Regions from separate parts of the Homo sapiens genome. Here regions 1 and 2 are each linked to region 3. A link is a loop called in an ENCODE intact Hi-C map of the cell type or tissue named here. Cell type or tissue: HepG2. All regions are shown on one strand. Each heading gives the region's core, and the rest is flanking DNA. Links, peaks and the distances in the headings are about the cores only. Region 1 holds the start of LOC105369993 (a long non-coding RNA gene). Region 2 overlaps TBX5 (T-box transcription factor 5). Region 3 has its middle 100 kb from the start of TBX5-AS1.

The links. A loop is a pair of places that touch in the nucleus more often than their neighbours do. Peaks named below come from ENCODE experiments on the same cell type or tissue, not always from the same donor. Only the 100,000 strongest peaks of a DNase experiment are listed, where the experiment ranks them.
Region 1: a loop joins it to region 3, with 36 times the contacts of the local background. A loop is called at or near these places in 3 of 110 quality-filtered maps.
Region 2: a loop joins it to region 3, with 7 times the contacts of the local background. A loop is called at or near these places in 2 of 110 quality-filtered maps.

The regions. Positions count from the first base shown.
Region 1 is chr12:114,009,090-114,019,341 of GRCh38, reverse strand. LOC105369993 (a long non-coding RNA gene) reads right to left here and starts at 8,277. Exons shown (of 5, transcript XR_945351.2): 1 at 6,997-8,277. In HepG2, for the core only: a CTCF peak has its summit at 5,208; a DNase peak (open chromatin) is centred at 5,221.
Region 2 is chr12:114,350,614-114,360,865 of GRCh38, reverse strand. It overlaps TBX5 (T-box transcription factor 5), which reads left to right. Exons shown (of 9, transcript NM_181486.4): 9 at 4,760-6,955. The coding sequence ends at 5,334. Among named protein-coding and RNA genes, the nearest start is that of TBX5, 50 kb to the left of the region's middle. In HepG2, for the core only: a CTCF peak has its summit at 4,901 (motif pointing left); no DNase peak of the experiment used is centred there.
Region 3 is chr12:114,504,328-114,514,579 of GRCh38, reverse strand. It overlaps the pseudogene RN7SKP216. Among named protein-coding and RNA genes, the nearest start is that of TBX5-AS1, 100 kb to the right of the region's middle. In HepG2, for the core only: CTCF peaks have their summits at 2,054 (motif pointing left) and 5,864 (motif pointing right); a DNase peak (open chromatin) is centred at 5,869; H3K27me3 peaks cover 727 bases.

The sequences.
Region 1 (10,252 bases), core at 1,446-9,445, 500 kb after region 3:
TAACCTGGAAACTCGTAGGCATTGACAATTGAAATTAACATCACTGTCTGTCCCTGATATATCTTGAAACAAGCAGCTCAAATGTTTTTTCCTTGGCTTAGGTATTTACCTGCCCCTAAAAGATGAAGCTAGATGACTAATCAAGACTAACAACTTGTTCATCAAGATTTCCCTCAACTCCCCTCCTTACTGGGCCAGAGCCATGTCAGAAGGCTTGCCCAATCCTAGTCAAGGCCCACCCTAAAAATTAGCCCAAGCCTTAGACCTCACAAATACCCTGCCCTATTCCCCATTGTGAGATACCTCAAACTATCAGGGGTTCTCCTTTACTGCAATGAGTCTGAACTTTAATGTAGGGTTTTTCTCCAGTAGTTTCTTTGGGAAGTTGACAGATGCATCACATAAAAACCTACACATGCACAAAACAAGCACAAAGATGTTTATGTGCAGGATGACTAATAGGGAGAGTTGGCAGCCACCTACGTGTCCATCAAGGAGTGATTAAATAAACACTGAATGGTATCCTACAAGAGGAGCATGCTAACTAAGCCAGATACACTGAAGCTGGAAATGTTCACCCTATTCTGAGATGCACTACATTAAAAATACCTGTAATTCTAAATATTTTGAAAATGATCCTCTTTCAAAAATCATGCCTCTGAGGCTGTCTAGGTGTATATATTTGAAATATAAAAATGCATTGAAAAAAACTGGAGAACTGGTGACAGTCTTTGGGGAAGAGTCAAGAGATACTTTGGCTTTATTTCTTTGCCCTTTATACATTTCAATTATGTAATTATTTGCATAATGAAAATGCTCTTACTGAATTTTTAAACAAATTGTCTATTTCTCTCCTGGTCCAGCATCTAGGGTACTTCTACTGTTATGATTCTGAGCGTGGGTGATGGCTCATCTGGGCACCTACTCTCTGCAAGGCTGTGAACCTGATCCTCTGAGTAATCTTCATGACAGTCCTGAGGGGGTGAAGTTGTCCCCACTTGGGGACAGTGAATGATGGAATGATCTGATCCCACATCTTCTGCCAAAGCACACACCATAGAAACAAGTACGAAGTGCATTCTTAATTCTTCATGACAGGTGCTGCTTATTCTATTTTTAAGGTGGGAAATTGCAGGTTATAGAGAATAAGGTTTTGCATGATTGTAGAGCTAGTAAATGGTGGGTGGGTGGTAACTATCTCTTCAGGCTGCTGCTTAGAACCTGTATGCTCCCCATTCTCATCCCCTTGCATCTAAGGTTCCTGTTCCCCAATGGAAAACCCCTTTGGGAAGCTGATTCCCCTGCAGCTGTAGAGGGGAGTTTGAGGTTCCCTTGACTCTTCTGTTGAATGACTGCTGAATGAAGGTGTCTCCCCTAAAGAGAGCATTCCTGACACTGTCATCATCCCTCCAGTTCTCCCAGAAGCAGACCTTGAGACAAGGAGTTGTGTGCCAGGGAATTATCAATGGATTGTCTCCAGGAGGAACTGGGAAGGGAGAGGGGAAGCAGGATAGGAAAGGGTAGAATTCCAGCAAGGGTATGATTTCAGGCAAATCCCAGCCTGAGCCTGATCCTGCAGGGTGCTGTGGGGCACAGTGTAGCCTCTTAATAGGTCTTGATTCCCAGCAAGGGACCTGAGCTTCTATTGTCCCCACCAGTCAGTCACTGCATGGGGGGCTGCCCTAGAACATAAAGTCCCAGACACTTCTGTCTCTGTGGGTGAGGCCAAAGCAACTCCAATGCCCCCTGGGAAGTTTCATTGCTTTCATCTCTTGTGACCATCAATCTATTGCAACGTGTGCTGTAGCCTACCCCACCCCCAGACGGCTGTCCCTCTGGTCATTATTGTCCTAGTCCCAGGACCAGGTGGAGGTCTCCTTATAAATCCTATCTCCCTTTTGTGAAATGAAGTGGTCGTTTGCAGTGTTTTAAAGGGAGAATGAAATATTCCAGTCAGAAGGACTTTCTTCTGACAGCACGTTACATGAAAACTGCCAACTCTTTATACTTAAGACTTCTGTCTACTCAATTCATTGATCCTCCCTCCTCCCCCTCCCACAACACTTAAGCTATGTAGAAGTGAGTTTCTCAAAGAACTATCAGGAAGTGTGAGTTGCTCATTCTTTTGGAAAGCAATCTAGTGAACTCTAAAATTCCAAAATTGCATGGCCTTTGACCCAGCAGAACTCTAGCCTAGCAATAGTAAGTACAATAGTAAGTACTCGACAGGCACACAGTGGTGTTGACTGTAGCCCATCTTATAACATCCAAAGAACTGGGCATGACCTGCACGTCCATCCGTAAGGAAGAGGCTGGGGGTGGTGATCCGTCTGGACTGTGGAACAAGCTTGTCCAACCTGTGGCCTGCAAGCACCCCAGGATGGCTTTTGTGGCCCAACACAAATTTGTAAACTTTCTTAAAATATATTTTCACAATGATTTTTTTTTAGCTCATCAGCTATCGATAGCGTATTTTATTTTATGTGTGGCCCAAGACCATTCTTCCAATATGGCCAAGGGAAGCCAAAAGATTGGACACCCTTGGTGTGGAATACCATGCGACTGTTAAAAAGAGACCCATGAATTCTATGTTGAAAATGTGTCCGGGATGTATTAGCAAAAAACACACACTGCAGAATAACAATACAGTGCAAATTCCCCCCTCTTTTTTTTGAGACAGGGTTTCTCTCACCCAGGCTGTAGTGCAGTGGTGTGATCATAGCTCACTGCAGCCTCAACCTCCCGGGCTCAAGTGATCCACCTCAGCCTCCCAAATTGCTGAGATTATAGATGTGAGCCACCGTGACTGGCCGGCAATCTCACTTTTGCCAAAGTGGGTAAATCCTACATGTATGCATGTTTACATAAGAATGGAGAAAAGTGGGGGAAGTAATACATCAAAAGATGATGACTGGTTAGTCCTGAGTGATTGGACAGTATAGCTCTCTGCATTACTTTTCCTTAAAGATACAGCTTTGTAATATTGAATAAGTTACAAAGGTAAACTTTAAAACTGAAATGTTGGGAGCTGCTGGTTGAAGCAGGAAGGTGGAGCAAGCCTCATTCCTAGCCTCCAGCTTCCCTCTTCCCTCCTGTTCTCCTGGGCAGGCATGTGGATTGCAGGGCCTCACCTCCTTGGTCCTCCTGGGACATCTCACATTGACACAGCCCACGCTGCTCAGCCCACCAGCTCTCAGCAGGCCTGCTGCCCCTGCCCTGACCCCGGTTCTCTGAGAGGTTGAAAGGCCATGGTGAGATAACCCAGCTCCGTGCCCCCACCTGGCAGAAGATCAGTTAAAAGGCATCCAAGCGGAGGACCCCCGTGGCTGCCTATTTAGAGTTCCTTCAGAGCCTCCCATGATAACAGCCACCATGGCTGAGCGCTTACATAGCAGAGCTTACAGCTAAGAGCATGGACTCTGAAATAAGTCACCTGTCATCTCCAGGCCTTAGTTTGCTCTTCTGTGAAATGGGCATAACGGTACCTCTCAGAGTGGTTATAACTAAAAGATCATATGCATGAAAAGACATACTGCATGTTGCATGTTGTCATGTGGGAACTAAAAGTTGATCTTGTAGAGTAGAATAGTGGTTACTGGAGGATGGGAAGGGTCAGGGGTGCAGGTGGAGATAGCCCAAGGTAGGTGAATGGATACGAAGTTACAGCTAGCTAGGAGGAATGAGCTCCAGTGTTTTATAGCATTGTAGGTGACTGTGATAGTAATTTGTTGTATATTTTCAAATAGCCAGAAGGGCAGATTTTGAATGTTCCCAACACAAAGAAATGATCAATGTTTAAGGTGATTTTTATGTCAATTACCCTGATTTGATCATTATACATTGCATAACTATTGTAATATCACTGTACCCTATAAATATGTGCAGTTATGTCAAATAAAAGCAAAAATGCTAAAAAAGATGTATATGGACTCATATTCTCTTATCTATGTTATATACTATTTTCTGTATATATTCTCACACATATGAACAGAGCCAATATTAAGCATGTACTCTTGTCAGTAATTTGTCCTTCGAATACTAGATAAGAGCTCTGGTGCTGAACTCAGACTGGACCTGGTTTTAAATCCTTGCTCTGCAGATAACTAAGTCTCCCAACACAGCCACCATGATTGACAGGGAGGCTGGAAAAGTGTCACTCTATTGCTACCCCTTGCAGAGCTGATGTCAGATGGGAAGTGTCTGTAAAATTTAGGGCCACTTGGATGAATTTCTTCAAGAAAAGACCATATGGGCTAGAACTGTTGAAAGGGATTTCTGTGCTGCAGGAGTTGGTACTTGGTCCTCTGAGAGAATGGATGAGGAGCTGGGCCATTTTGCCGCGTGCCTGTGAGGAGTGCCATTTCTATTGCGTTCTTAGGAGTCTATGTGAATAGCTGCTCTTGGAGTTGGGCATCTCTGGCAGTCCCATTCAGGACTTGCTTTGCTGATAACATTGGGAAGTGTGCTGAAGTCGGGGTTGGGGTGGAAGAGTCAACTTCCAGGCCCAAAGAGAAGTCACTGTCCCTTCTGACCTCCTGTCAAAGGTTTAGCCTAATTTATCTCTTACCGCTTTCTGTATAATAAAAATATTATGTAGTAATAATTTTTAAAGTTAACAGTTCCAGCCGGGGCAACATGGAGAAAACCCATCTTTACCAAGAAAAAAAAATTAGTGGAGCATGGTGGGACTACAGGTGTGTAACTTGTAGTCCCAGCTACTTGAGAGGCTGAGGAGAGAGGATCACTTGAGCTCAGGAGGTGGAGGCTGCAGTGGGCTGTGATCATGCCACTGCACTCCAGCCTGGGCAACAGTGAGACCAGGTCTCAAATCCAATCAACTAAAACTATTGGCTAGGTACGTTACATGTGTGATCTCATTTAATTCTCCCACCACCCCATGAGCTATTGTAAATTTCACTTTTCCAGGAAGGAGCTGGAGTAGAACTAATAAGATGAAAAACCTTTACTTCCTGAGCGCCCACCAGGCACTGTGCTGTGCACTTTTCTTGCAAGATTGTTATGAAAATGAGATAAGGTGGGTAAATGATGGTTCTCCCCAGGGAAAGCTGAGGTGCAGAGAGGCCCAATCACTTGTCCAAGGTCTCAGGGAGAGCAAGTGGCAACGCTGGGATGCAAACCAGAGTTTCTCTTGCTCCAAATCCCTTTCAACGTGGGCAAACAGTTTCTTCTGCTTAAAGAGTGTGGAGGACCCCTTGTGGCAAAATGTTGTCTCACCTGAAAACCATTCAGACAGAAAGCCAACTGATCCCCAGGGGGGAAGGGGAGGGAAGATTGGAAGGAAGCAACTGACTTATTTCATCTCAACATTGGTAAGATAAATTTAAAACAACACAAATGTCCAAAAACAAAAGATTGACTAAATTGATTTATATAATGAATATATATATGTATATATATATTACATATATATAAGAAGCCATTTAAACCAATGTCACAGAACATTGATTTGGAAAGGAAATGTTCAAAGGTTCATTAAAAAGCAGATGGGAAACAATCACGTAAGACATGATCTGTCTTTTTATTTAAAACATCTGCATTTGACCAGGCACAGTGACTCATGCCTATAATTCCAGCACTTTGGGAGGCTGAGGTGGGTGGGTCACTTGAGGTCAGGAGTTCAAGACCAGCCTGGCCAACATAGGGAAACCCCATCTCTACTAAAACACAAAAATTATCCGGGCGTGGTGGTGCGTGCCTGTAATCCCAGCTACTCCAGAGGCTGAGGCAGGAGAATTGCTTGAACCTGGGATGCAGAGGTTGCAGTGAGCCAATATTGCATCACTGCACTCCAGCCTAGTTGACAGAGCAAGACTCCATCTCAAAAAAAAAAAAAAAAAATCTGCATTTTACATCATTCCTGTCATACATTGAAGTAATGTGCTATGGTTTTACCTGAATGGCAAGATCAATAAAGGTAATTTTTGACCTTCTTTATTCTTATTTGTACTGTCCAAGTTTATAAACCTAAATGCCTTATTTTTCCTCTGGAGAAAAACATTGTTCTAGAAAATAATATTTTAAAATAGTTATCAAACTATTGTGGAAGAAAGCCCCTCTTTGGGGGCCTGTTTCCCCACCTGAATGATTCAATTGTGTTCCATCACTAGGTGCACCACTCAAGTTTGAAATGTCCCCCTCCCTCCCCATCCCCCTCCCCCACCTCCCTCCCTCCCCATCCCCCTCCCCTCTCTCCATCTCCCTCTCCCCCCTTCCCCCACTCCCTTTATCTCCCTCTTCCCCCCTCCCATCACTCCATCTCCCTCTTCCCCTCTCCCTCTTCCCCTCTCCCTCCTCCCTCCTCCCTCTCCCTCCTCCCTCTCCTCCCTCCTCCCTCTCTCCCTCCTCCGTCTCTCCCTCCTTTGTCTCTCCCTCTCTCCGTCTCTCTGTCTCTCCCACCTCCCTCTCCCTCTCCCTCCTCCTTCTCCCTCCTCCCTCTCCCTCTCCCTCCTCCCTCTCCCTCTCTCCCGCATCACTCTTTCTCTCCCCCATCACTCCTCTCCCCCATCACTCCTCTCTCCTCTCTCCTCTCTCTCCTCCTCCCTCCCCCTCTCCTCCTCCCTCCCCCTCTCCTCCTCCCTCCCCCTCTCCTCCTCCCTCCCCCTCTCCTCCTCCCTCCCCCTCTCCTCCTCCCTCCCCCTCTCCTTCCCCTCTCCTCCTCCCTCCCCCTATCCTCCTCCCTCCTCCTCTCCTCCTCCCTCCCCCTATCCACTGCCCCACCCCCTCTCTCTCTGTCTCCCTCTCACTCTCTCTCTCTCCCTCTCCCTCTCTCTCTCTCCTTCTCACTCTCCCTCTCTCCCTCTCACTCTCCCTCTCTCGGCGTCCCTCTCTCACTCCACACACAAACATGACACTTAGCTTCAGATTCTTCAGCTGTGAAATAGAGATGACACTCCCTGCTTCATAGGTGTGTTATGAAGATCCAGTAAGTGGACACCTGTAAAGCACCTAGAACGCAGGACTCTGACAAGCACCTACCTAACGTGCCTCCAATAATGCTGGTGAGTTAGGTCAGAGCCAGGGCGCAAACCCAGATCTTTTGTCCCCGAGTCCACCACTCTTCCCACTGAATTCCATTTCTTCTTTATGACATCGCTCCCGATGGAAGATTGTCAGGCACAGGGGCAGGCTTCGAGTGGGCAGAAAGGGCTTCCCAGAGGTCTCTGAAGCCCCCTCGAGTACGTGACCACAGTCCCCCACACCCCGGGCTTCAACACATGCAAGCTTCCGGGTCTTCATCTCCGCGGTCCTTTCGTGGCAGCTGCAGGTTTCTGCTTCCCTGATTCCAGGGCCATTTTTCTGCCTGAGCAGCTCCAATATCTAAATTTGCACTCCTGGCTGCAGGAGAGAAGAGCAGGCGTGGAAAGCTTTTACTTCTGAGAATAACTCGGGAGTCATGGTAAGGGCAAGAGGAAAAGGAGGAGGTGTCTAGCGGGAGATGGTGCCAGCTCCCCGCTGTGTTTGCCCAAGGCTGGGAAGAGTCTCATCCATGGGGAAGAGGGCAGGGAGCCCCAGACAGTTCTCCTCAGAGCCAGGCTGGAAGCTTAAGCCTGAATCTCTACCCACTACGAGTTTGCTACCTAAATATTGGGACGGCACCAAAGGCATCAGTGTGTAAGGCTGAATTTAAATGATGCAAGATTCACAAATCACGGAGATGCAGAATCAAACACACGACCTCTAGGAGGGACTTCAGACAGTTCTAAACCAGCGCAGTGGCTTAGTGTGGCTAGTCCTCCCATAGAGACGTGGAATCTAATTTTCCTTCCGCGAACCTGGACTGGCCTTAGTGACTACTCTGACCATTAGAATGTGGAAGAAGTGACGTACTGGGACAGCCGACGGTTGGTCGTCAGAGCCCTTGAATCTCCTCATTCGGAGCTCCTGAAAACTTTCTACAAGTCAGTGCCTTGTAAGAAATCCTACAACCCTGATGCCACCATGCTGTGAGAAAGCCCAGGCTACCTGAGGGAAGAGGGCCTGGAAAATAAGGCACCAAATGGAGCGTGAAGGACAAGGAGCACCGAGGTTCCAGATATGTGAGTGAAGACGCCATCTTGGAAGTGGATCCTGTTGCCCTAGTGGACCCCAAGTGAATCAAACAGAAATTACCCACTGAGCCCTTCCTGAATTCCTGTCCCACAAAACCATGCGCAAAATAAAATGGCTGTTTTAAGCCACCAAATGTTGAGACAGCTCGTTACCCATCAATAGATAAGAGAAATTGCCATTTTTGTACCACTTTCATAATTTTGCTATATGAATGTATTATTAAAAGTTTCTTCCTTTAAATTGACTTATATTTTTGCCATATTTTGAAACAAATTTTATCTACATATAAATACCATGTCTTATGAGCTAATTTGAGACCCCTCAAAATTCATATTTTGAAGTTCTAATCCCCAGTATTTCAGAATATGACTATATTTGGAGGAAGGGTCTTTAAAGAGGTTAATAAGTTAAATGGGATTATTGGGATGGTTCTTAATCCAATAGGACTGGTTTCCTTATAAGAAGAGGAGATTAGGACACAGACATTCATAAAGGGAGAATGTCATATGAACTTGAAGATGGCCATCTACAAGTCAAGGAGAAGGGACCTCAAAGAATCACCCTCGCCAATACCTTGATCTCATACTTCTAGCCTCCAGAATCATGAGAAAATTAATTTCTGTTATTTAAGCCACCCCATCTGCAATACTTTGTGACATCAGCCCTAGCAAATTCATACACCATGAAATTGAAAACCAGTATCAGACACAAACAAAAGATAACCTTTTTAATAAAATCCTTTTCCTTTGTTGTGTTTTTTTATGCTTCATGATGCCTCCAGTGCTAAGCATACCACACTTTCAGAAAAACTATATATTCTCATCTACTAAATGAGGGTTTTAGATTAGGATAGAGGCCCAAGAGAGGCAGTGGCATGTCAAGGTCACAGGACATGTTGATTGGCAGAGTTGAAATGAGAGTCAAAGCTTCCTAACTCCCAAGCCATCAACCCAAACTGGCTTAGGAGGTTCTAAGAAACACCTCTTGGCCCTAACTATCTCTGCAATTCATGGGGAATTTCTAGCATCAAATAGAGTGGAAAACCTCTTAATGCAAAGAAATAAAATTTCATGCAAAATTGAAAGAGGAGGAAGATCTTTAATATTATGTCAATTGTATTAGGGTTCTCTAGAGGGACAGGACTAATAGGATAGATGTATACATGAAAGGGAGTTTATTAAGGAGCATTGACTCATGTGATCACCAGGTGAAGTCCCACAATAGGCTGTCTGCAAGCTGAGGAGCAAGGAAGCCAGTGTGAGTCCCAAAACGTCAAAAGTAAGGAAGCCAACAGTATCGCCTTCAGTCTGTGGCATTAGGAGATGGAGCCTTTTGGAAGGTGATTAGGTCATAGAGCCCTCATGAATGGTATTAGTGGCCTTATAAAAAAGAGGCCCCAGAGAAATCTCTTGTCCCTTCCACCATGCGAGGACAGAGTCAAAAGTTGCCATCAATGAACCAGGAAACAGACCCTCATCAGACACTGAATCTGTTGGCACATTGATCTTGAATGTCCCAGCCTCCAGGACTGTAAGGCATACATTTCTGTACTTTATAAGCTACCCAGTTCATGCTATTTTGTTTATGTAGACTCTACAGTCTCATAGACTAAGACCATTCCTAATTCATTTCTTTGCCTGGAGTACTCCCTGCCAACACAGACATACAATCGTAAAACTTAAGGTAAGCATGCTATGCTGCATGATCTATTAGAGAGGTAAATCTAGTACTATTCTGCAATAATGTTTCCTGAGCCCTTCGTGTATGCTAGACTCTTTGCTTGGGTTCTCTTACACTTCTCATTGATAAATCTATGAGGGAAGTAATATCATTGTGCCCATTTTTCACAGACTCTCAGCCTCTCCATCCTGCCATCTGGGGGATTTGAAAATCGTGATTTTGCATGTGCCATCCCCTTTGCTTACGTTGTTCCTTCTTTTCTTGTTCCCTGAGTATTTTGAATTTGTCCTCCAAGATTTATCTCCAACATCACCGCCTCTGTGAAGCCTTCCCAGGTTCCCCTTTCCAAACATCTGAGAATCACTCCGAGCCTCCATATTACCTCAATTTCCTTTTTACATGCAGTTCCTTGTCATGCACTGTGATGTCACACATGCAATGTGACACTCAGTACCTGGATCCAGGCGGTGTGGTCCTTCATGCCAGGAAGTGTGTCTAATTC
Region 2 (10,252 bases), core at 1,449-9,448, 150 kb after region 3:
CTTCCTACTTTATGCTAAGAGCATGGGGACACCAAAAACAAATAACAACAACAACAAAAACAACAACAACAAAAAGTCATCCACCCACTCATCCACCCACCCACCAATCCATCCACCCACCATTCACCCATCCACCCACCCATCCACCCACTCACTCATTCATCCATCCACCCATCCATCACTCATCTATCTATCCACTCACTCATCCATCCACCCACTCATCCATCTACCCACTCATCCATCCAGCCATCACCCCACCTATCCACTTATCCATCCACCCACTTATCCATCCCCCCACCCATCTATCAACCCATCCATCCACCTACCCAACCACTCACTCATCCATCAACCCACCCATCCATTCACCCATCTACCCACCCACCCATCCATGCATCCATCCACCCATCCAACCACCCATCCATCCACCCACTCATCCACCAATCCTCCCACTCATTCATTCATCCATCCATCCACCCACCCACCCACCCATACATCTATCCTCCCATCCATCCATCTACTCATCCACCCACTCATCCATAAGAGTCAAGGTTTGCTACCTTTTCATGTTGGCTGAGCATGTAGGGTTGCGTGAAATGGAAAGCCTGGGGCCATCTGTCAGAATGAGCACTGCTTTGTGAGTCAGAAGACCTGAATTATAGCCACCTTCCCAACTTGCTGAAGGTCACTCAGCTAGAAAGATTACTACTCTGAGTTTCAGGGTCTCTGTCTGGGAAGACTCGCCAATGGTTCTTCATCTGAATGAACTGAATTGGCAAGAGAAATGACCCATTTGGGAATAGTGAAAATATTTGCTCAATAGGATTAGTATTTAAAAGCACTCTGTGAGCTTTCCAGCTCTGTAATCTACCCAAATACTATTAAGTATGGGACAACTTTCAGAAAGCTATCTATCCAGTCTTCCAAAAGAGAAAGAGGGAAAAGAGAATGGACCCAGGTCATTTGGACAGACAAGATTTGAATGCTTTATGTGCAAGGAAGATAAAAACTCAACTGCCCTCATTATTACCTCAATTAAATCTCATAAAAAGTTCAGGTATTATCTCCATTTACAATCAAGAACTGAGATTGGAATGACCTGGTGATTCATCCAGTCACATGGCGAGCGAGCATTGGAGCTGTAACTCTGTGCCTTAATATCTGTGCCTTGGATGCATTACTAAATTCACTTTATCCGGAATCAAAAATATCTAGAAAAATCCAAAGTACTAGGGTTTTCTACAGTGCCATGCCATAATGAGTGGTCAGAATCAGGAAGAATTTACTGTTACCTAAGAGACTCATTTCGGTTTAGGATAGTTGCAATATAACTGACCACTCTTAATATGCAACTTTCTGAAGCCGAGTTGTGGACTCATCTCATCAGAAGACTTGATACTTAAGTATAGCCCATTTACCAACCCTGAAAGTTAATCATGACTTGGCTGGAGATAGGTCTTTGCTGTTGAACAGTTATTGGGCTCTCAAAGAAGAGAAAAAAGAAAGAAACTGAGCCATAACCAAAATAAACACAGAGATTACATCCAGAGCATTTATCATGACTGACCTGAAATTTGGATCCTTGAGTTGGAATTTCTTTACAATGTGATGAGGCCTGAGAGGAATTTGAGAATGTTCAGGACCTGCTTTCATCAATAAGCCAAGATTGAGTTTTTCTTAGTGCTCTGCATTAGATCTTTGGGGTATTAAAGACTGGAATGTATAATTTTACGATTTTCCAAAATGTGTTCCGGCCGTTTTCTTATTATTCTTCCTTTTTTACTTGTAACAAATCTGGAAGGGGATCAGAAACTTGAAAATAGTTAGTTTGCCTTGTTTTTTTTTCCTCTTGCTAAGGGTGCCCTGCAGCTGTACTTTCTATTATTGAAAAGGGTAACACCCTGGTTAATTGGAAAACCCAAAGGTTATGATTCCAGCAACAATGGAAACACTCAGGTTTATGAATCTGGGGGAAGGAAGGAAGAATTGAAGGAAAGGAATCAAGGGAGGAGGTGGTGAGGACAAAAAGAAGCTGAGTATAGCAATGTCTTCAAGCCTCCAAACAAACAAACAAACAAACAAACAAACAAAAAAAACCCCGCACAGTTAAAAGGTGAAAAATGTGGCCGTTCATTCATCTGGATGTTTTCAAACATCTGCATGGTTGGCATGATGTAGATAGAACACCTGGAAGAGTGTGTTTTTCTTTTTTTTTTATTTTTGGTACAAATTTTTTTGGTATCCTATAAGTCCCATATGTGGCCCAGAAAGAGTCTAGTGGAAATAAGTTTACTTGCTGTTAAGTGGGCACAACCCTAAGAGATATGTTTTGTTTGTGGATACTTTTGGCTTATCTGTGGGTGTCACTTGGACATTGATACAAATGGAGCTGATTGGTGGAATCCAAACCCAAGCTACTCTACCTGGGTTTGGGAGCTATTTTACAAACCAGTCCAAAGCCAAAGGATTTAGTCTTGAGTCAATGGCTTACTTGTGTCTTTATATCTGAGGACCACCTCTCAGTCACAGAGTGTCAGCCTCCCTCACTTACTGCTCATGGTAGGATAGACTGGGATTGAGGACATGCACCAAAAACGGGATCATGTTCACCACTCTATCTCCAGCACCTGGCACAATACCTAGCACTTTGGAGCAGCTCAGTAATTATCTGCTGTATGATTGCATGAGTGGCACTGGGTATTAGAAATCTAGAGAGTTGGAAGCAAGGTGTGTAGGCAAAGTCAATCCAATCTGGCTTAGATTCCAGCCTCTGTTCCTTCTCAGCCATGTGACCTTGGGCAAGTCACTTCTCTGAGCTTTAGTTTCTGCCTTTATGAGACAGGCATTACAGCAGACACCTTGAGGAATTACTGTGAGATGAAGAGTAAGGTCATGTAGTAGGTACTCAATAAATAATAGCTCTGATCATTTCCTCTCGTTATTTAGTTCAGCATTCTGTTTTCATGGCCATGAGCCATCACAGTGAGTTGCATGGATGCCCCAGTGTTTCATTTTTCTTCACTTCTCCAAAGACAGACATAATTTCTTAACATTTATTGACTAGAAAGAGACAGAAAGATGAGGAAAGAGAATTTTCAGTTTGGAAGGTAAAATTTCAGATAAGTAATGAGTCTGTGTTGAGGTTTATACTTTGGTAGATATCCCCAAGTATTGCTTCCCCTGAAGGGAATACTTTGAGGGTATTATTGTGAATTATGTCTGCCATGAGCCTGACTGGTGGTGTTAGCCCTGCAACAAGAGCTGTTCATGTTGACGGAAATCAGGAGACTTTACATGCTCAATCTTAGTTCTTAGCTACCCAGTAAGGTAAGTATTACTCACTTTGATTCAGAGATGATGATGAGTCTCTGAGCGTAGATGCCCTGCTGGTATCACGCAGATATTAAGTAAAGGAGCCTGATTCAAATCCAGACATGTCTAGGCTTCTTAACCTGGGGTCTGGGTTTTAGGGAGTCTTTGAACCCCCTGAAATTGTATGCAAAGCCTTGTATGCACATGCAGTTTTCAAAACATTGTGTTTCAATGCAGTTTTCTAGGAAAGAGCCCAGCACTTTTTCTTGTTTTCAAAGGGGCCAGTGGCCCCGAAGTGGTGAAAGGAGACCCCCTTTCAGAGACAAAACTATCTCCACTTCCCTACACTAGGAAATGACTAGTACACAGGGAAGGGAAGGGACTTGCTCAGCAGGAAACAGCAACACATTAACTTGTACCAACTTAACAAATACTAACTAGGCACATGCTTACATAAGGAATCAGGAAAGAATTTGAACATTCATTCAAGCTCCCTCCCACTCATCCATGCATCCATGCATCCATGCATCCATCCATCCATCCATCCATCCATCCATCCATCCATCGTACAAATATTTATTGCATGCTTTCTCTATGTATCAAGACAGTGAAAAACAAGGGCTTTGTGGTCAGACTACTTGGATTCTAATCCTGGCTCTACTGTTTATCAGCCATGTGAAACCTTGGGCAAGTTTCTTAACCTCCGTGAGTCCTTTTTCTCTCATCTGTAAGATGAGGATAATAGTAAAACCCACCTGGTAGGGTTGTTGTGATTAAATGTGTTACTTCCTGGAGAGTGCTTAGAATCGTGCTACGCAGAGTACACACTGTATATGTTTGTTTTGACTTATTGTTGATGCTGTTGTTAATAGTAGGTGTTTACTAGGTTCTGGGAATATAGTCATGGATAAGGCAGAAAATGTCCTGCTTTTATGAAATTTACATGCTGGAGAAGAGGAAAGATAATAATAATTGCTATTTATTTATTTTTGAGATGGGGGGTCTCACTATGTTGCCCAGGCTGGTCTCAAACTCCTGGGCTCAAGTGATCCTTTTTCCTTGGCCTCCCGAGCAGCTGGAACTATAGGCGTGCACAACTGCACCTGGTTAGTTGCTATTTATTGAGTGTTTCTGGGCTCTGGACTAAGTGCTTCATGTATTTTCCCATTTAATTCTCAACACTGCCCTTTGTAGGAAGTGCTATTTCCTACCCTTTCCATCTTACAGATGAAGAAGCTGAACCCAGAAAGGTCAAACTGTTTGCATAGAACTCCATAGCCCAAGGTCTTAACCATTACAATCCAACCCCCTTTTTTTGTATTCAGAATGGCGGTTAGGGCTAACAGTCTCTCAGGACTTATTCTTCAGTACTTTGGCCAAATAACTGTCTCCACTTTTAGCTGCCTGGTGCCTGCTCCTGGCCTCACTGCTGTCTCTCCTGTCTTCACAGAGGAAGAATGTTCCACCACAGACCATCCCTATAAGAAGCCCTACATGGAGACATCACCCAGTGAAGAAGATTCCTTCTACCGCTCTAGCTATCCACAGCAGCAGGGCCTGGGTGCCTCCTACAGGACAGAGTCGGCACAGCGGCAAGCTTGCATGTATGCCAGCTCTGCGCCCCCCAGCGAGCCTGTGCCCAGCCTAGAGGACATCAGCTGCAACACGTGGCCAAGCATGCCTTCCTACAGCAGCTGCACCGTCACCACCGTGCAGCCCATGGACAGGCTACCCTACCAGCACTTCTCCGCTCACTTCACCTCGGGGCCCCTGGTCCCTCGGCTGGCTGGCATGGCCAACCATGGCTCCCCACAGCTGGGAGAGGGAATGTTCCAGCACCAGACCTCCGTGGCCCACCAGCCTGTGGTCAGGCAGTGTGGGCCTCAGACTGGCCTGCAGTCCCCTGGCACCCTTCAGCCCCCTGAGTTCCTCTACTCTCATGGCGTGCCAAGGACTCTATCCCCTCATCAGTACCACTCTGTGCACGGAGTTGGCATGGTGCCAGAGTGGAGCGACAATAGCTAAAGTGAGGCCTGCTTCACAACAGACATTTCCTAGAGAAAGAGAGAGAGAGAGGAGAAAGAGAGAGAAGGAGAGAGACAGTAGCCAAGAGAACCCCACGGACAAGATTTTTCATTTCACCCAATGTTCACATCTGCACTCAAGGTCGCTGGATGCTGATCTAATCAGTAGCTTGAAACCACAATTTTAAAAATGTGACTTTCTTGTTTTGTCTCAAAACTTAAAAAAACAAACACAAAAAGATGAGTCCCACCCCCCACTACCACCACACCCATCAACCAGCCACATTCACGCTACTCCCCAGATCTCTTCCCCCATTCCTTCTTTTGGGCTCTAGAAAGTCTTGCCTCATTGAGTGTTTTTCCCTAGTGCGTAGTTGGAGTCTGTCCCTGTCTTGGTGTTAATGTTGACATTGTTATATAATAAATGATAATATATTTTTTTCTTTCAATTTTCTTAATGGGACCCAGTCCCTTATTTGGGGGGAGGTCTGAGGCAAGTATATTTCAAAATATGTACTTGCGGGATTCCCTTCAAGTAAACCATCCCTGAAACCTAAATTCACGTTTCCCCTTGACTAAGAAAAGCACCTACCTCTGCCATGTGATGTTTCTGAAAAGCCTCTGTATGTCCCCATTTGCTTTGGTTTTGTCCTGCCTTCTCCAATATCACGTGCTCAGTTTTGCCTCTACTTACCCATGGAGTCAGGATAACACTGACGCTCCCTGGCATCCTATCTTATTCAGCCCTACCATCTTGCCAGCTCTGTCTTTCCAGCTGTCTGTCGCTAAAACGTGGCCTATAGCTTCCCTTCCGGAAAGCTTGCTTTGAAAAACTTAAAAAGCCCCCGTTTACATGTAGGCAGGACTGTGATAACAGTGCAAGCTCTGTGTTGACAAGAGTTGTGGACAAAAAGCCAAAATAAATATTCTTCCTGATTAAAAAAATTTTTTTTGAAAAAAACAAGGCCAGCCCCAACCTTCCAAACCTCCATCACCAACAACCCAAACTGGATGTCAAGCAAAATGCACAATTCCTACAGAAGAGGCAAGACACAGTCACCAATGATATCTCGCCAAAGAAACCACGCCCACACCAATGCCAACACAAAACTGTGTTTACTGAAAGCCGAAAACAGTATTAAAAAAAGTGTGTAAGTAAAGTGTTATGGTAGGGTTCTTCAGATGTAATATTTTACTGGTACTATTTATTTATAAATAGGAATTCTAATTAAGTAATAACATGAAATGAAACCCAGCATAGGAGCTGGCCAAGAGCTTTTAATTTTATTGATACTCAAAACCAAGTTTGTGTTTTTTTGTTTTTTTTTGTTTTTTTCCTCTTTCGAATGTGCTTTGCTTTTTTTGATTAAAAAGAATTTTTTTTTTCCTTTTTTATAAACAGACCCTAATAAAGAGAACAGGGTAAGATGTGAGGCTGAGTGTGTTTAAGTACGTGAGAGAGTGTGAGTGTGTTTGTAAGTGAGTGTCCCTATGCGATTATGTCTCTTTACGTTGCTAAGGGGGGAGGGTGAGGATTAAGTACTCGTGCCTTATATTTGTGTGCCAATTAATGCCTAATAAATACCATGTGCTTAAACAAGTACAAGGAAGTTGAACACCCATTTTTTTTTTTTCCTGTTCTTTCTACCGACTGAATAGAGGGGATAGGAATTGGAGGAAACAGGAAGAGGTTGTCTTGCATGTGAATTTCTCACCTCACGTGATTTCTCATGCCCATCGCAGGAGAATTTGGGATCCATTGTCCTTGAGTGTGATGAAGCTGAATATATGATCCACTGGTTTATATCCTTGGAATGAGGTTACTTGTTTTAATGGAATTTGTGTAGGCACTGGAGAAGAAAAGTCTTTAGGAATTCCAACCTATTTAAAATGGTATCGGTCATATTATATGTAACACCTAATGTTTGGGTTTTTCAAGAATCTCTTTCTCTGAATTAATTGTTGGAGCCAGGCGTTTTGGGGGTTCTACTGCAAATAACTTTATGAACCATCAGTGAATCAGATATTGATTTTAAATCCATGGATCTAGGATTTGTGAACTTGAGCTCTAAAACACATATGGGACAGAAGAGAGCAGCAAATTGGTGAGTACATTTGTGCAGCAGATTTGTTCTGTTTTTGTAATTTTGATGCCCGCATCCCTCAAATTATCAAGAGCTATCAAATATGCCACATCCCCTTGAAAAAGAAACAATTGGCTTGTTGATTACAAGTTATTCATTTAATCAGGTCCCCTGGGACCTTTCCCAGGCAAAGAAGCCCTGAGAAGTGTGAATTAATTATAAAGAAATGACAATTCAGCTTCTTTCAAGTGCAATGGAGAAACTAGGTCAATGGCTTTCCTGTTCCCCCAAAGGACTGCATTAGTAAAGTTTCACTGAACAGGTTCTGACTGTGCTCCAAATAGATATTTATTCTGATGGGTTCAGTTTAAAAAAAAAAAAAGTTGCCTTTGAAGACATTGCCTTTGAAACTAATTTTATCAACTCTATACAACAGTCAGTCTTATGCTTTCAGAGGAACATCATCCAAATTAGGAATCTGCATCCCCACCCCACCACTCAAACAGTTGCCACCATTGGAAAATCATTAAAAATATGTTCACAGCAAGTTTCACAAATCAGACAAGGGACACTGTCATTTCATAACCAATACAGGTTAACCTCTTTGGGTTCTAAATGATTGTTATAGTGGATCTTTTCACTGAATCAGTAGGATTAAGGATGCAATGTCCAAGAGTTAATGTAGTTTCATCATGGTGTTGATAAAACCATGGCAAGGCACACAATGCACATTGTTACAGTCCTATAATGTATTTGGTGGGTGCTTGCTTTAGACTGGACATGTGGTAAGTACCGGCGACACAGCAGTGAACAAAAAGAGAGGGGCTGTGTCCTTTGGAACTTATGATTTAGTGAGAGAGAGAAATAGCCCTTAGGAAATTATGTGCATCCTCAGTGGATTGCAGTGGTGGAAATTACTACAAAGACAGAGTGCCCAATGGCATAAAGGGATAAGGCAAGGGGTCCTAACCCCATCTGGGGGAGGTGACTCTTGAGCACAGCCCTAATGATGAGTAGGAATTAATCAGGTAAAAGTTTGGGAGGAAAAGTATTGCAGAGAGAGGGAACAGCTTGTGCAAAGTCCTGAGGCAGAAATTGTGATGGAGGAATGAGATGTAGGTTTGTAAGTGGGTAGTAATCACCTAGTTCACATGCCTTCATTCAGTAAACAGGTAGGAAGGTTCTACTATGTGCGGTCGATATCTTTACTCATACAGGACCTACTAATTGTGATAGGCTCCTTTCCAGGTAATTTCTAAAGTTGCAGAGGACAGACTCTGGATGTGTGAGATGGTAGGTTTTTTTGTACTCAGGAATATTACAGCATCCGCCTGGCTTCCTGGTCCTCTACAGTTTAGGACCCAAGCTTATAGGACAGAAGAAACACAAGAACTTTCAAGAGGGTCAGCTCATTAGTATTCTTGAGCTCAGAGAGGTTGAAAATTCCCCCCCCAGATTACACAGCTGGTGTGTGGCAGGGCTTACCGTGAAACCTAAGTTAGCCCAAGCCTTAAGTTTCCTCCTCTATAAAAAGGAGATAATTGGCTGGGTTTGGTGGCTCATGCCTGTAATTCCAACACTTCGGGAGGCCAAGGACGGAGGATTGCTGAAGCCCAGGAATAAGCCTGGGCAATATAGCAAGACCCCTGTCTCTACAAAAAAAAAAAAAAAAAACAGAGAAGATATTCTACATGCTTCAAAGAACTGTTGTGCATGTAGGTGAGATAATATCTGTGAAAGTTTCCAGCAAAGTATGTAACACAGCAGATGTTCAGTAAATGCTTGAAAGACTTTATTTATTTATTTATGGTTTTTTTTGAGACGGAGTTTTGCTCTTGTTGCCCAGGCTGGAGTGTAGTGGCGCAATCTCGGCTCACCACAACCTCTGCCTCCTGGGTTCAAGTGATTCTCCTGCCTCAGCCTTCCGAGTAGCTGGGATTACAGGCATGCGCCACCACACCCGGCTAATTTTGTATTTTTAGTAGAAATGGGGTTTCTCCATGTTGGTCAGGCTGGTTTCGAACTCCCGACCTCAGGTGATCCACCCACCTTGGCCTCCCAAAGTGCTGGGATTACAGGCGTGAGCCACTGCACCAGGCCGAAAGACTTTAATCAATGGAATTCAAGTTAAATATAATTTTTTAAATCATTGACTTGGCAAATGTATATTTAAAAAATAATATTACCTATTGCTAATGAGAAAGTAGAAAATCTCATAAACTAATGGTTGGGAATACAAACTAGATAAACCTTTGGGAGGGGAGAGTTTGCAAAATGTATCAAAAGTCTTAATGTGCAAATCATTTAGTCTGATAATTCTGCTTTGAGGCATTGGTCGGAAGGAAATAATCAGAGATGTATATAAACATTTATTTTCTGGGAAGTCTATCATGATTTTTTAAAATCATGCAAAATAGGAAACAGCCTTAATATCCAATAATATGGAGTTGGTTAAATAAATTAGTGCATGATGAAATACCACATGGCCATTAAGAAACACATTTGTGGGCCAGGTGTGGTGGCTCATGCCTGTAATCCCAGCACTTTGCAAGGCCGAGGCAGGCAGATCACCTGAGGTCAGGAGTCCACGACCAGCCTGGCCAACATGGTGAAACTCCATCTCTACTAAAAACACAATAATTAGCTGGGCGTGGTGGTGCACGCCTGTAATCCCAGCTACTCGGGAGGCAGAGGTTGCAGTGAGCCAAGATCATGCCACTACACTCCAGCTGGGATGACAGAGTGAGACTCCGTCTCAAGAAAATAAAAAAAGAAGAAACACATTTGTGGAGAAGATGTTTAAAATTCACTGCAAGCTAAAGAAGCTTCAAGTAG
Region 3 (10,252 bases), core at 1,276-9,275:
TATGTGCCTTTCTCTTGTTCACCTGTCCTTTGTAACAGGTGCCTCAGCCATGAACTTAGTGGTGGGTGAGAAAATGAAATCTTTTCTCCCCTACCACTTGATCACCTGGTGTAGGTACTGTTTGCCAGGGCTCTCCATTGTAAAGCTATTCTTTGTTCCCCCTTTCTATATTGCAGTGTTTGGAAGGAAGTCACTACACTCAGATCACCCCAAAGGTGTTGGAGTTAGGCTCCCCTGCCATGACTGCAGAGAATTTACATCAATTATTTGGAATTCTTCTGTATAGGAGATTTGTCGCTTCTTCCTGGAAGGAATGTGACCTTTCTTCTGTGTTCCCTGGCGTCGTGCACAGAGATCTGTTACACAGCTTGACACTTCCCATCCTGGTTAGAATATCCACTGGGGAGCGTCTCCCCAGAGCTTGAGAAACAGTCTCAACCTCACATTGGAGCAGGCAGAAAGAACTCTGGCTGAGGGTTAGGTAAGCTGTATTCTAAGCCCTGGTCTGCCACCTCCCATGGAGGTCTTGGGGCAATCCCTTTCCATCTCTGAGTGTGTTCTAGTTACCACTGGTGAGTAACGAATTAACCCACCATTTGGTGGCCTGAAACAATCATTTTATTTTGCTCACGATTTTGTGTGTCCGGAATTCTGGAAGGGCTTAGCTGGGGAGCTCTTGCCCAGGGTCTCTCATATAGTGCAGCCAAATGTTGGCAGATGCTAAAGGCATTTGATGGCGCAATTGGTCTGGGGATCTACGGTGGCTTACTTATAGCTGCCAAGTGACACCGGCTGTCAGCTACTCAGCTGGGCGGTTCACCACAGCATCCACACATGGCCTGACCATAGGGCAGTCTCAGGGAAGTTGGGAAGCTGGGTTTCTTATATGGTGGCCCAGGGTGCAAGAAAGAATGTTCCAGCAAATAAGGTGGGAGCTGGTTCACCTCTTAAGACTCAGCCTCAAAAACACACAGCATTAATTCCACTATACCCCATTGATTTTAACAGGGTCACTAAAGTCAGCCCAGATTCAAGGAGAAGTGACATAGAACTCATCACTCGAAGAGAGAGGTGTCAAAGAATTGACAGCCGTTAAACACACACACACACACACCCACACACACACACAAAATTAATATATTTTATATATTTGCATATATTTTACGTAATACATATATATATATAGGCATTGAGTCTTGCTCCATCACACAGGCTGGAGTGCAGTGGCATGACCATAGCTCACTGCAACCTCAAACTTCTGGGCTCAAGCGATCCTCCTGCCTCACCCTCCCAAGTAGCTAGGACTACAGGTATGTATCACCACACCTAGCTAATTTTTAATTTTTCTTGTAGAGATGAAATCTCACTATGTTGTCCAGGCTGGTCTCAAACTCCTGAGTTCAAGCGATCCTCTCACCTCAGCCTCCCAAGTAGCTGGGACCACAGGTGAGTGCCACCACACCTGGCTAATTTTTTGTATTTTTGATAGAGGTGGGGTTTCAACATGTTGCCCAGGCTGGTCTCAAAGTCCTGAGCTCAAGCCATACACCCACCTTGGCCTCCCAAAGTGCTGGGATTACAGGTGTGAGCCACCATGCCCAGCCTAAAAATATTAGCTTTTATCAAAGGGTTTGAGCCCCACTGGTGCTGTCTCCCTTTTATGAAGGGGGAAGTAGGTGCTGTGGTGAACAAGTGAAAACCTGAGATCACACAGCAAGCTAAGAATCAGAGCCAGGACTAAAAACCAGGTCTCCAGGCACCAGGGGCTGTGTCTCTTCCTCAAAGTCTCACGACCCTACAGAGGGAAGTAGAGAAGGTGGCCCCTGGCTCAATTGCCAGACAAACCCCCAGATGACCAGGCCCTCCTTTGACACTGCATCAGGGCTTTCTGCCTCCCATTCATTAACTCAAGAATGCATTTATTCAGCAATACGCTTCCTGGTGACAATGCTTGGACACGAAGATCTTTAGTTTGGGAGGTAGCCAAATTGGAGCTCTTGCCCTCTGAACTCATGTGGGTGAAGGTCTCAAGAGCACCATCTGCTGAGAGAAACTGACAAATGATATGGAAATGGCAATTTCTCAAGCATCTTGGCTCCTCGTCAGGTTGGGAAGTCACATCCTAAAGGTAGAAACCTACACACCCAGCTTGCTGCAAAGACTGGGAGTCTCCATCCAAGGCTCTCTGGTTGGCCAGGCTCAAGGTATTCACTGGTAATTAATATTATATTAATATGTTTGAGCATTTAATCCAGCCATGTGCTTTTTTTTTTTTTTTTTTTTTTTTGTTGAGATAGAATCTCACAGTCGCCCAGGCTGGAGTGCAGTGGCACGATCTCGGCTCACTGCAACCTTCACCTTCACCTCCCGGGTTCAAGCGATTCTTGTGCCTCAGCCTCCTGAGTAGCTGGGATTACAGGCACACACCACCATGCTCAGTTAATTTTTGTATTTTTCATAGAGAATTTGCCGTGTTTCCCAGGCTGGTCTCGAACTCCTGAGCTCGGGCAATCCGCCCGCCTCAGCCTCCTAAAATGCTGGGATTACAGGCGTGAGCCACCGCGCTCGGCCTGCAATGTGCATTTTCTTTCTTTTTTTAATTTTAAAATATTAAATTTTTAAATTATTTTTAAAAAGCTTTTGTGGGTACATAGTAGGTGTATATATTTATGGGGTACATGAGATAGTTTGATACAGGCATACAATACATAATAATCACCTCAGGATAAATGGGGTATAAATCATCTCAAGCATTTATCCTCTCCTTGTGTTACAAACAATCCAATTATACTCTTCTAGTTGTTGTTGTTGTTTTGCCAGTCAGATGGTTTAAATGCGTTCCTTATTTTTCTTCAACTTTTAAGTTCCAGGGTACAGGTGCGGGATATGCAGGTTTGTTACATAGGTAAACATGTGCCACGGTGGTTTTCTGCACAGATCAACCCATCACCTAGGTATTAAGCCCAGTATCCATTAGCTATTTCTCTTGATGCTTTTCCTCCCCCGGCCCCATCTTTTAGTTATTTTGAAATGTACAATAAATTATTGCTGACTGTGGTCACCCTGTTGTGCTATCAAATACTAGATCTTATTCCTTCTATCTAACTCTATGTTCACATCCATTAACCATCCCCAATTTCCATCCACTCCCCACTGCTTTTCCTACCCTCTGGCAACCATCATTCTACCCGCTATCTTCACGAGTACAGTTGTTTTCATGTTAAACTCACATTAATAAGTGAGAACACACAAAGTTTGTCTTTCTGTGCCTGGCTCATTTCACTTAATATAATGATCTCCAGTTCCATCCATGTTGGTGCAAATGACAGGATCTCATTCTTTTTTGTGGCTGAATAGTACTCCATCATGTATGTGTACCACATTTTCTTTATCCATTCGTTTGTTAGCAGATGCTTAAGTTGCTTCAAATTTTGGTGGTCGTGAATAGTGCTGCAATAAACATGGAAGCACAATGTGCATTCAATCTTTACAATAGTAAGTAGCAATATTATTCTCATTTTGTAGATAAAGTGGAGCCATAGAGATTTAAGATCACATGTTCATACAGATTTATATCCGAATTAGCCTGACGCAATATCTCCTTACTATAAACTATGCATCTTGACACTTGATTTTATTCCTTAGAGCATTATAATGCTTATACTGTACACCGCATTCACTTGCCTTATGTTGCTCTCTATTTTTTTTCAAGGATGTCAAACTTCCTCCCAGCCATTCGGGGGTACCTTGAGGTCTGGGACTAAGCTGCTTTTCTCTCGTCTCTGGTGAAGAGATACAAATGAATACTTATTAAACGTAACTCAGAATTAACTATTTATCTCTTTGCTTCTGACATGGAAATGTAGAGAAGTTATAAACTACCTCATACATTTAGATAAATTGTTTTTCTACAAATATTCTATGGGGTTTAAAAATAACAGCAAAAGATACAGCCATCCCTCACAACTGTAATGGCAATAAGGAAATATGCATTCGTGAAATTTATTAATAATTTCCTATCTCCAGAGAGTCAAGAATTTTAACTGTATTGTTTTTCCAGATCTGCTGACAAGTTGCAAACTTCATTTGAGTGGGGCTCCACATTCTCTTCCACTTCACCACTGACAAGACCATTTGCAAACAAATCCAGTCCCACCAATGGGATGTTCTATATGCAATTTTTTAAAATTATACTTTAAGTTCTGGGATACATGTGCAGAACGTGCAGGTTTGTTACATAGGTATACACGTGCCATGGTGGTTTGTCGCACCCATCAACCCGTCGTCTACATTAGGTATTTCTTAAATGCAATTTTAAAATCTAGTTCCCAGAGACCATAATTCCATCTTTTCTCTTTTGTGCCTTCGTTCCTCCAAGGAGTAGACTAGTGTGGGAAACAGAGCTAAATTAAGGATTAGAATACCTGGTCTCTTTGATTTTTTTTTTAAATCTTCTTTTAAACTATAAAAAATATTCTTTAAAAATTATAAATACATATATTCAGAAAATGTGTAGCTCAATGACCTACTGCAAAATCAACACCCACATAACCACCACTGAGGATTTGTGTGAGACACCGGGAAAGTCACTTGAGTGACCAGTGTCCCCAGCTGTTTGAAAAGGATCTTCTTAAACCATAGTACGTTTTATTTATTTATTTATCTAATTTTATTTTTTAAGTTCCGGGGTACATGTTCAGGATGTGTGGGTTTGTTACATAGGCAAACGTTCGCCATGGTGGTTTGCTGCACCTATCAACCCATCACTTAGGTGTTAAGCCCAGCATGCATTAGCTCTTTTTCCTAATGCTCTCACCCCACCCCATCCTCCCCCGACAGTCCCCAGCATGTATTGTTCCCTTCCCTGTGTCCATGTGTTCTCATTGTTCAGCTCCCACTTATAAGTGAGAACGTGGCGTTTGATTTTCTGTTCCTGCGTTAGTTTGCTGAGGATAATGGCTTTCAGCTTCATCTATGTCCCTGCAAAGGACATGTTCTCATTCCTTTTTCTGGCTGTATAGTATTCCGTGGTATATATGTACCACATTTCTTTCTTCAGTCTGTCATTGATTGATGGCCATTTGGGGTGTTTCTATGTCTTTGCTATCGTGAATAGTGCTGCAATGAACATGGGTGTGCATGTGTATTTATAAGAGAATGATTTATATTCCTTTGGATATATACCCAGTAATGGGATTGCTGGGTCAAATGGTATTTCCGGTTCTAATCATAATATGTTGTTTTTAATTACTACCTCCTACTCCATGAGTTGGATGAACTATAATTTATCAATGTCTGTATTGTTGGCCCGTTAGGTGGTTGTTTTCTTCTTTATTACGAATAACCTTCTAAGAAGTAGCTTGTTCCTCAATCTTGTTCATATTCATAGTGATTCCTTAGGAAAAACTCCTAGAAAATGAATTTCTAGGTCAAAATGGAATGATTTTAGAGCCTTCGCAAGGCACACAATTAGTATGAAGAAGAAAAAAATGTTCTATTACCCGAGTCTATTTTGCCAAATAAATTTGAGTAATAGAAAACATTTACTCATTGAATGAAGATGCTGTTTTTGGGAACAGACAATCCAGAGGGAAGCATGCAGGCAAAGAATGGTCTACGTTGGAGGTAAAAATATTTCAAGTTGCCATTTTCAAAAATTGTAGTTTAGTTCAAACGCTCTTGCTTCCACAAGAGGCTTTGAAACAGTTTAACATGAAAGCACCAGCATCATGAAGTCTAAAGCCACTCCAAGCAGAGCACAGTGGCCACAGCCAAGTTGCAAAATTGCTTTTTAAAAGCACTCAACACCCAGCTCATGGTGAAAAATGTCTTTTAATGTCCAGCCAAGACTCGGCCGCTAGAGGGCACTAACAATACATATTTCCAGGCAGTACCAACACCGCATGAACCGAGGTTGGTTTTCTGTCCCTTTCCATCCCATCAGCCAGAAACACAAAAGGACAATGGCCCTGCAAGCTGCCCCAAACCAGTGGAAATCTTCTAGCAAATAGGCCAGAACCTTTGCTGCCATGGGTCTTCTATCTTCCAAATTCTGATAACTTTAATATTCTGTGAAAAAACGTGTAGCTTTAACCATGAGAGGAAATCTATCAGCATATGGGGGGAGAAACAGACTTTGCTCAAAATAACCTGTGGCTTTTTGAACAAAGTTTTTGATGACTTTTTTCACTTCTGATGAATCAGATTCACTACTGAGTGACATAACCCTCATCAATTTCCTCTTTCTGCACCATTTGGCTTCCAAGGAGGTACTCTTGGCTTTTATTTCCTGCATGTTAAAGGAAATTTAGTAAGATTGATGGCTTAATGTGTAGCCAAATATCATACAACCTATAACCGGAGTGTTTTGTAACTATTAATAATTAATATGAGATGGGTACCCTAGTGGGTGATGTGCTTATTCTTGGCATCCCTAAAAGAAACTCCAAATCTCCAGGCTCTTTGAGCTGAGAGATAGGTGATAAATGGTAATGAATTAGAAGAATTAAATGCTTTCTAAGTCCCGCAGTGTTGGGGTTGCTAACACTGTATTTGTATAATGCTAGCATCTGTATCTGTTTGCTGTTTCTCTCAACAAAACACACACCTGGCTTCACTGAGGAGGACAGAAATGCCCTTAGACATTTATCCTATACCTCAAACCAAAGTAGGCTCTCTCTGAGCAGTCTAAGCTGTCTTATTGACCAGGCTTCAGATTCCGATCCTGGCTTCAAAGAAAATTCGGCTCCTCCGTGAGCAGAGGGGAGAGGAAGAAATCAGTCATTGGCTTTAAATTGCCCTGTAGCCTTTATTCTTAATTGAAAAGGTGCCTGGAATGCTAATGTTCCCCCCCCAACATTAGGCCTAAAGAAGAGGTACAAGTAAAGGAATTTGAGTCCAGTTTTGAAAATGGAGGTGCATAATCATTCATGACCCCCATTTTAGCAAATGAAGTTACCCCACATTCAGAAAATATCTTCTTGGTTGCCTCTTTGGCTACAAAGACATATGTCTTCTTTTTAATGGTCTCTTCATTTATCCTCAATGAGTTTCTGCACCTCTGAGCTTGAGTCTTTTTGGTTATCAGCAAACCACAGGAGCCTGATAATTTTGGAAGGGGCACATTCCGATGAGAAAGCACCTATCTCCATAACTTTCCGCTGCGGAAGAAGAAGAAAATGCCTTGGCAAAGATAAATGACTCTGGTTTTCATTCAGATCCAACATCCATCTTGGCAAAAACTAAAATCAGTTTGCAGGGATTAAAAACGTGGCATGGAGGTTAGACAGTCATTCCAGCAGACAAAGGTCTGTGAAAAGATAAGCCTAATTCTTTGGAAAATGAGACACATTGACTGCTAATATCTTGACTTTCTTCACATCCTTTTTTTCTCTTAAGAGAAGTTTCTCCTCTATGCTTTCCTTTTCTTGCTTGAATGTTTATCCATGGAAATGCTGGGTTATTTAAACCAATAACAAATCTCTAATATTGCTCTTGGCCGAAAACTTCTGAGAGAGGATGTGACAGAGACTTTCTTCAGAAAACAAGCACGTGAACTTCCAAGATGCCAGGCAGTACCTTAGACCCCATTAGAGCACAAAGAGAAAGAAACACATTTAATCAAAGAGCCTTTTCCCACACCCTCTCCTTTCCCCTGCTCAGTGTTTTGAATCCGCTGAGTGTTGTGTCAACGTTGGTTCCTAAGTTTGTGGTTTGTCAGAAGGGTTCAAAGGCAGCGTCTGATATTTGGATGTAGTATAACTCAATGGAATGTCTTGATCGTGTCTCAGAAATGCACTGCCATGAGGCAACAGGTCAGTGATGGAGGCCAGAAAAATAAAAGACTGCCCAGATTATTGGGGGAAGTTTACTCTCAAGACGGGGCATCACAACCACCAGGCTGAGGAAGTCCTCTCTGTATTGCTGGCTTTTCTCCTGCTCTTTCTTGGATGCATTTGTGTGTTTAAATCTTCTAAGATCTCTGGTCTTAGAGACCCAGAACTTGACAGTAAAAACTTACTTTGGATCAGAGAAGTTCCCAATGTATGGGCTACAGAGAATTTTAACATAAATTTAAAATGTAGTGCATTTTCACCTAGTGTGGACGCTTAAAACTGAATGCCAATAAGTCTCCTGGGATCTGGATACAAATGATAGAGGAAAGGGCTATTAAAACTTTGTGTAGGGTCAGGTAGATATTTAACGCTGAATTAAAGATGGGTAAACAAAAGCCTGAGATGCACACATAGAATCTAGAGAGATCAAGTGGCTTGCCCAGGGGCACTTTATAACTGGTAGTGATGATGGTGGTGATGGTGATGGTGGTGATTATGGTGGTAATTATGGTGTTGATGATGATAGTGGTGCTGATGACAGTAACAATGATAGTAGTGATGGCTGGTTTTAGTGCTGATGATGGTGGTGATTGTGGTGATGGCGGTGATGGTGATGATGGTGTTGGTGAGGTGGGGGTGAGGTTATGGTGATGGTAGGGATGATGGAAGCAGTGGTAGTGATGATAATTGTGTTGTGGTGGTAGTGGTAGTCGATATGATGATGGTCTGGGGGTGATAGTAGTTATGGTGGCAGTGGTGGTTGTGATGACGGAGGTGGAGGTGATGATAAAGACTAGATTTCCAAATCTGAAGGTTCCTAGTACCTATATCTCTTAGACCTTTAACCTGCTATGTTTTATCAAAGGATGTTGGAGTCAACATCTGCCACCCCATTGATCACCAGAGTTGATTTGGCTGATCTGGCTGGTTATGTGGGTGTCCCCTTCCTCCTTCACCACTCAATGGGCATTCCTTCCAAAGCTGCCCGCTCAGTCAAAGAAGACAACTTTAACTGATAGTAGACTTGTAGGAGAGCACACAGAATGTTGTAAGGGTGTTGTCAAGTTTTAATGTTTAATGTGTCAAGTTTATTGTATTTTTTCATGATAAAAATAATAAAACTCATTGAAGTATATGTGAAAAATATATAAAAGTTAAAGGATAAATAGCAGGTATATCTGAGAGGCACAATTTCAGGGCATGTTTGCTTCTGGTTTTCAATATGTATGTTTTGGAGGACAATTTTTTTTTTTTTACCACATATTGGTTTTGTTTTTGTGATCCAGAAAAAGAAAGAATTTGGAGTGTCAATAAGAGCCCTTATTGTAATGCTTCTCTGACACAATAGTGTCTATATAATTACTCCGATATTGTAAATGAGAAAACCGAGAGTCTAATTTGCCCCGGTATCCTACCGAGAATAAATGGCAGGGCCAGAATTCAAACCCAGGTCTCCGTAACTCCAAAGTCATGCTCGTATCCAATGTATGTCACTGTCTCCCGAGGGTGGCCCTTTAGGTCATCACAGAAACACTGTCCCCAAGGATGACAACTCAAGGATGTGAGGGCGACCTGGCTGCAACATCTGCCACCCCATTGATCACCAGGGTTGACTTGGCTGATCTGGCTGGCTAGGTGAGTGTCCCCTTCCTCCCCCACCACTCAATGTGCATTCCTCCCAAAGCTGCCCACACAGTCAAAGAAGATGACTTTTACCGATAGAAGAGGGCTGTTCTTAGCCAAGGGTGTAGGAGTAGCAGCTCTCCCCTCCTAGAACCTCCAGACAAGCCCTCCAGAAGCCTTACAATGTGGTCTTCTGATAGTTTTTATAATTCAGGCTTCTCAGACCAACTCATCCTGAGTTTTGTTCCAAAGCAAATGTTGCTTTAGCAAGATTCTAGTGAACTTGGGGTCTAGTCTTCCTGGAATCATAGTCTTTTAAGAATTGGACATGTTCTCGGCAGGCTTCTATTCCAAAGTCTATCCTTAGTGCAGAAATGCTTTCTTAACATTCCAGGTAGACTGTCCTCACTTTGTTCATGAATGCTGCCTTGACAGGGAGTTCTTGCTCCCCAACAAAGACACACACACAAGAAGAACTCTCCCTTTTAAAACTTCAACCACATGTTCAGCTGAAGTTGACTTCCCAAGTAAACTTCATCAATTACTCAGAATGAGGCTGTTTTCTCTTCAACAGCACAATTCTCTACATATTTGTGGGCAGCAGCTTCTGTCCCCAGGATTTGCAGTCACAGACCGCTTCATCTGTTTGTCTAAACTTCCGGGATCCCTTCCTCTTGGTATTTCCTGTCGTTCACAAACACTGGAACCCCAGACCTGAATCCTAGTGCTGTTCCCATCAAACAGAACCTTGGTTTAGATGCTATTCTGTGACTGCAGCCCCACATGCCTCTGAG